Regions from separate parts of the Homo sapiens genome. Here region 2 is linked to region 1. A link is a loop called in an ENCODE intact Hi-C map of the cell type or tissue named here. Cell type or tissue: chondrocyte. All regions are shown on one strand. Links, peaks and the distances in the headings refer to the core of each region. The heading gives the core; the rest is flanking DNA.

Region 1 (2,898 bases), core at 196-2,695:
AGTTATTTTCTGTCTGGACCACTGGCCTCAGGAGTGGAGTGGGGTTGGGGCTTAGGAGAGAGCAATGTGGCTTTTTGGTATGACTTGTTTTATTGCTTGCCCTCTCAGCACACTCCTGTTTCTCCTAACACAAAGTCTGAGATTTAAGCCCTTAAACCTGTAGGTTTCACCGTCAGCTTTTTCTTTTTCTTTCTTTTTTCTTTTTTTTTTTGCATAGGCATTACTAGGGACGTGAATGGGAGACTGGTATAGAAAGTGGTGAGGAGCCGAAGCCAAGAAATTGCTTTAAACACAAGATGAAAATGCTCTGTTCTGTCCACACAAAGAATCACCTAATACTGGTGTGAGGCACCTCACTTAGCTGTGGAGAAGTCCCTGGAATTAGATCTCAGAAAGACAGTTCCAGCTTTAAGACAGTAAAACCTTTTGGCAATGGGCTAATTGCCTTAAAGGAAAGAAGGGTTCTACTTGAAAGAACTTGCAGGTGGAGAAATTGTCCTACAAAGATTCTTGGAAATGTTAATGGAGATAACTGACATAGGTAGCTGTGGGCCAACCAGGAGCTGTCAACAGCCTGATCTCAGCAAAACCAGGACGGCCAGTTAATAGTTCCTTCAGTTCTCTGATGGTCACAAATGTAATTTTATTTCATTTCGCCTTGTGGAGGTTCTGCAACAAATGTAATTTTAAAGGAATTGGGAGCCAGAAAGATAAATGCAACTCCTTCAACTATGTGACAGGGCAGACTGGTGAATCTGGGTTCCCAGAGTGTGGAGCAAGTGCCCTGCATCAGAGGACGGCCCAGGGGAAACGTGCATGATGCCGAACCCCACAGGACAGAATTACTTCAATCGCCTGGTCCTGACTACTACAAGGAGGAAGTCTCAGTGTCTCAGTTTGCATCTACGCTCAGATTTCTTTTTCTTTTGGAGACAGAGTCTCCCTCTGTCGCTCAGGCTGGAGTGCAGTGGTGTGATCTTGGCTCACTGCTACCTCCACCTCCTGGGTTCAAGCAATTGTGCCTCAGCCTCCCCTGTAGCTGGGACTACAGGCGTGCGCCACCACGCCCGGCTTATTTTTGAATTTATAGTAGAGACGGGGTTTCATCATGTTGGCCAGGAATGATGCGAGTTTTAATACACTCACTTTACAGTTTCTTATGTTTTTAAACTACTTTCACGTTGTAGCAAAAACGAACCTTAAAGGCTTCACAGAGGCCGGTCCACGGGAGGGGAGCGCCGGTCTCCCGGTCCCGCCGGGCTCACAGGGACGGAGCGGCCTGGGATTCCGCCCACCCCCTTCCCGCCGTCAGCGATTCCTCCTCCTCGGAGGGTCTGGGGACTTCTCCCAGAAGCCGCCACCTCGCGCCAGGACACCGGGAGTTCCGCCGCTCCCTGCGAGAGGGAACTGGCCAGAGGCCCTGCGGGGCACCGCGCGCGAGTGAGGCAGAAACCCAGGCACCATGCAGAAAGCCCCGAAAAATGTCCCTGGAGAAGCCGGGGAACAGCTCCCTCCACAGCCGTCAGGGCCCGCACAGGCTGTTTCCTCACGGAGGACTCGGCCCCAGGTTGTCACGAAGCCGCGACCGCGCCTCCCCGGGGTCCTCAAGGAACGCAGCGCTCTGCCTCACTGCAGACAAGGCAGTCCGCAGGCGGAACACGCATGCGCGCCGGCAAGTCAGCCAGGGCGGGTTCGCGCGCCCTCTTGCGGCCCTCTAGGTGCAGTGCAGGGAGCTTTGCGTTTTAGGGACTTGGGCTCCCTCCGGCCATCCTCTATTGCTTTTTGGTATTTTCAGTAGAGACGCGGTTTCGCCATGTTGGCCAGGCTGGTTTGGAAGTCCTGACCTCAGGTGATCCACCCGCCTCGGCCTCCCAAAGTGCTGGAATTACAGGCGTGAGCCACTATGCCTGGCCCTGGCCATCCTCTTTAACTACTGAACTTCAGATTATTCAAAGCCGTTACACTCCACCCAACAGCTTCAGAATATCCTCTAGTATTCTCTAACACGCATGGAACAGTCTCCAGATTAGACCACAAATTAGGTCACAAAGCTAGTCTCAATCAATTTTAAAAGACTGAAGTAATACAATATTTTCTATAACCACAATATAAGGAAACATTAACAGAAGGAAAACTGGAACATTCACAAATACGTGAGAATTAAACAACACACTCTTAAACAACCAATGGTCAAAGAAAAAATAACATGGGAAATTGGAAAATACGATGAGACAAATGAAAATGAAGCACAACATACCAAAACTATGACAATCAGTGAAAGCAGTTTCAAAGGGAAAATTTTACGAGTAAACATTTACCTTTAAAAAACAAAGATATCAGATAAATAACCTAACTTTACACCTTAAGGAGCTGGATAAAGAAGAGAAAACAAAACCCAAAGTTAGGAGAAGGAAGATGCTATAGTTTAAATGTGTCCTCCAATGTCCATGTGTTGGAAACTTAATCTCCAATGTAACAGGGGTAAGAGGTAAGACTTTTAAGAGGTGATTAGGCCATGAGGACTCTGTCCTCATGAGTGGATTAATGCCATTATTAAGGGAGTGTGTTCCTTTCAAAAGGACAAGTTCAGCACTCTCTTGCTCTCTCTTCCCTTTTCTTGGCCCTTCTGCTTTCTCCCATGGGATAACATAGCAAGAAGGCCCTCACAAGATGCTGGCACCTTGATCTTGGACTTCCCAGCCTCCAGAACTGTAAGAAAATAAATTTCTGATTTTTGAAAAATAAATTATGTGGCCTGTGGTATTTTGTTGTAGAAGCACAAATGGACTAAGACAGAAGGAAATAATAAAGATTAGAGCATAGTTAAACAAAATAGAGGATAGAAAAATAGGGAAAAAATCAACAAAACCCAAAGTTGGTCCTTTGAAAAGGTCAAGA
Region 2 (2,898 bases), core at 214-2,713, 1.7 Mb after region 1:
AAGGCCTCAGCCACACTGGCCCAACTACCCCTGCAGCTTCCCTCCCTCACTCACCCGGCCTCTTCTTGCACACCTCCCTGGACAGGGTGCCCACTCCCTTTCTTCCAGCTCTGCTCATAGCTGTCGGTGTTCCTCTCTCTGGAGAAGTTGTCTGCCTTCTCCACAGGCTCTGCCCACCTGGCTCATCCACAGGGACCCTCCCCTGCCCGCCCAAACCCCCTTACCAGCTTCTGCAGGGCGGCCAGCTCCTCGGGCAGGTAGCAGAGGCCAGTGCGGTTCAGCTTCAGCCACCGCAGGCTGGTCATGGCCTTGACATTCTCAGGGAAGTAGCCGCCCTGGGGGAAGGATGTCAAGGTGAAGCACAGAGCCCCTGCTCACCACCTTCTATGGCTCCTCCAGCCCATGGGAGCCTTTGGGGAGCCACAGAACCAACTCTCACCATCTGTGAGAACACAGACAAGTCATTTCATCATTGTGCCTCAATTTCTTCACCCATAGAATGGGAATTTTAAGCCCCCCCGTGACAAAAGTGTTGGCCTAAGATTTGTCTCTCCTACTGGATTCTGGGCCCCAGGAGGGCCAGGACAAAACTGGCTTGTTTCAGGTGAAAGCCCAGCATCCGGCTCTGTGGTTAGCTCGGCTCAAATTCCTTCACCTAGCATTCCACACTCTGACTGGCTGCCTGGGGTGGGGGATCCCCCTTCCAAGCCTTTGCAAAGGCGCCACCTGTGCCCTCATCCTGCCATCAGCACACTGGCAACTCACGGCCAGGGTCAAACCCTTGCTTGCGGAGACCGTGGCTCCCCACCCTGCAGGGCAGGCCAGCATCACTGCACTCCCCTGGTGTGTGAACGCCCACCTCGGCACCTCCAGCCCTTGTGGCACCAAGTCTGGGGCAGTAGGTGCCTTCAGTGCCTGCGGCTGATATTCCTTTCCCCCTAGCGCCACATTCCCAGCTGGTGACTCGGACTCTCCCAGTTCAGCAAAGAGGAACGGGGACCCCAGGTTAGGGTGGTGGGGATGGGGTCAGGGAAAAGTGGTGTAGCCACTTGTACTTGGGGTCAAAGGTGTGTACACAGGCAGGTAAACGCAGGAAAAACCTGCCTCCTCGGCCCCAGCCCCAGACCAACAACCCAGGCCGACCCTGCCAGTCACCCACCCTGAAGGTGAGGCTGACCCTCCAGCCAGCTCTCCCTCCCTCTCTTTCTCTGCTTCCCCTTTGGTCAGGCAATGCCTGTCTCATTCTTGAGTCCTGGAACCACCCCGCCGCCCCACCCACTGGCTGCGGAGGGCTGGGCTCCGGTCCCTTTTCTCTCAGTCCAGCAGCTGCTCAGACAACTGCCACCCAGCACCTGGCACACCGGCCTGACACACTCTCCACACCAACAAATCTCACTATACTCCTTGCGTCCAAGGAGGAGACTTTTAAGCCCCTTCACCGGCTGAGAAAGCCTAGGCTCTGAGAGGGGAAGTGATCTGAGAGGCCCAGGATCACACAGTATGGCGGGTGGCGGTGGCGGGGAGAGGGCAGTGATGAGTCGGCTCCACACCCGCCCCTGGGCAGCCGGGCAGCCATCCCTGAGTCAGGGCCTGGCTTGGGCGTGTGACCTCAGAGGGGCGGGGAGGCTCGCCCGATCCCCAGGCCACCATCCAGCCTAGACCGAGAACACGGACGCGGGGTGGGGGCTCCCGGCCGGGCCCCCGGCGGGACTCCGAGCCCAAGCGTCCGTCCCCGGCCTGCCCAGCCTCGGTCTCCCCGTACAGGCACTGGGCGGAGGCCTCGGAGGTCCATTCCTGGCCAGGGGAGAGCCCCACCCCGCCCCGGCCGCAGTCCCTGGGACACGCAGGGCCTGGAGCCGAGCGGGACAGGAAGCGGAGGCCAAGCGGGCCGGGCGGAAGAGAAGGCCTGCAGGGAGGCCCGGCACGCGCCCGGCCCGGCTCACCTTGAAGTCGTTGCCGCTGAGGTCCACGCCACGCACGAACGGCAGCACCCCGGTGGCCTCCATGGCGCCGCTCTCGCTGCCGGGCCGCGCCGGGCTAGGGAGCGCCGGGGCGAGGGCGCTGGGGGGAGCCGCGGGCTGGGCCAGCGCCGGCCCCGCCCCTTTAACCCGCCCGCGCCCGCCGCATTCCGCGGGGAAGTGTAGGCTTTAGGCCTCTTAGGGCCTCAGTTTCCCCGTCTGTTCGAAGACTGCGGAGGCACCAAGGAGTGCGGGCCCCCCCTGTGCTGGAGTTGGAGGCTTCCACGATCTCCAGGCTTAAGTCCCAGCGCCCCAGGGCAGGGGCCGTAACGGCCGCTGGTCGAGGCACCGTCACCTGCGCTGCTGCAGCACATGAAGCTGGCCCTGACCTCAGAGAGATTCTAAACCTCGGCCCCGGGGCGCAGAGGCCCAGGAAGTGCCTGTACTTGGCTGACCGGTGGTAGTGAGACACCTGGATCCTCGGGTCCTAGCTCTCCTGCTTCTGGACTTAGTTTCCTCATGTGTTGTTTTTGTTTTGTTGAGACAGGGTCTTCTTGCTCTGCTGCCCAGGCTGGAGTGCAGTGGTGTGATCATAGCTCACTGCAGCCTCGAACTCCTGGGCTCAGCCTCCCGACTACCTGGGATTATAGGCGCAGGCCACCACACCTGGCTAAATTTATTTATTTTATTTATTTTTTATTTTTTTTGAGACAGAGTCTCGCTCTGTCGCCCAGGCTGGAGTGCAGTGGCGCAGTCTCGGCTCACTGCAACCTCCGCCTCCCGGGTTCACGCCATTCTCCTGCCTCAGCCTCCCGGGTAGCTGGGACTACAGGCACCCGCCACTACGCCCGGCTAATTTTTTTTTTTTTTTTTTTTGTATTTTTAGTAGAGACGGGGTTTCACCGTGTTAGCCAGGATGGTCTCGATCTTCTGACCTCGT

The links. Peaks named below come from ENCODE experiments on the same cell type or tissue, not always from the same donor. Only the 100,000 strongest peaks of a DNase experiment are listed, where the experiment ranks them.
Region 2: a loop joins it to region 1, with 2.6 times the contacts of the local background. A loop is called at or near these places in 1 of 110 quality-filtered maps.

Annotation. Positions count from the first base shown.
Region 1 is chr17:16,587,815-16,590,712 of GRCh38, forward strand. No RefSeq gene overlaps it. Among named protein-coding and RNA genes, the nearest start is that of ZNF287, 20 kb to the left of the region's middle. RefSeq lists an enhancer at 1,326-1,395. In chondrocyte, for the core only: CTCF peaks have their summits at 1,697 (motif pointing left) and 1,974; a DNase peak (open chromatin) is centred at 1,627.
Region 2 is chr17:18,256,685-18,259,582 of GRCh38, forward strand. It overlaps FLII (FLII actin remodeling protein), which reads right to left and starts at 2,054. Exons shown (of 30, transcript NM_002018.4): 1 at 1,944-2,054; 2 at 225-335. The coding sequence starts at 2,006. RefSeq lists enhancers at 20-686, 1,346-1,425, 1,425-1,926 and silencers at 1,596-1,735, 1,746-2,145. In chondrocyte, for the core only: a CTCF peak has its summit at 1,509; DNase peaks (open chromatin) are centred at 808, 1,271, 1,777 and 2,270.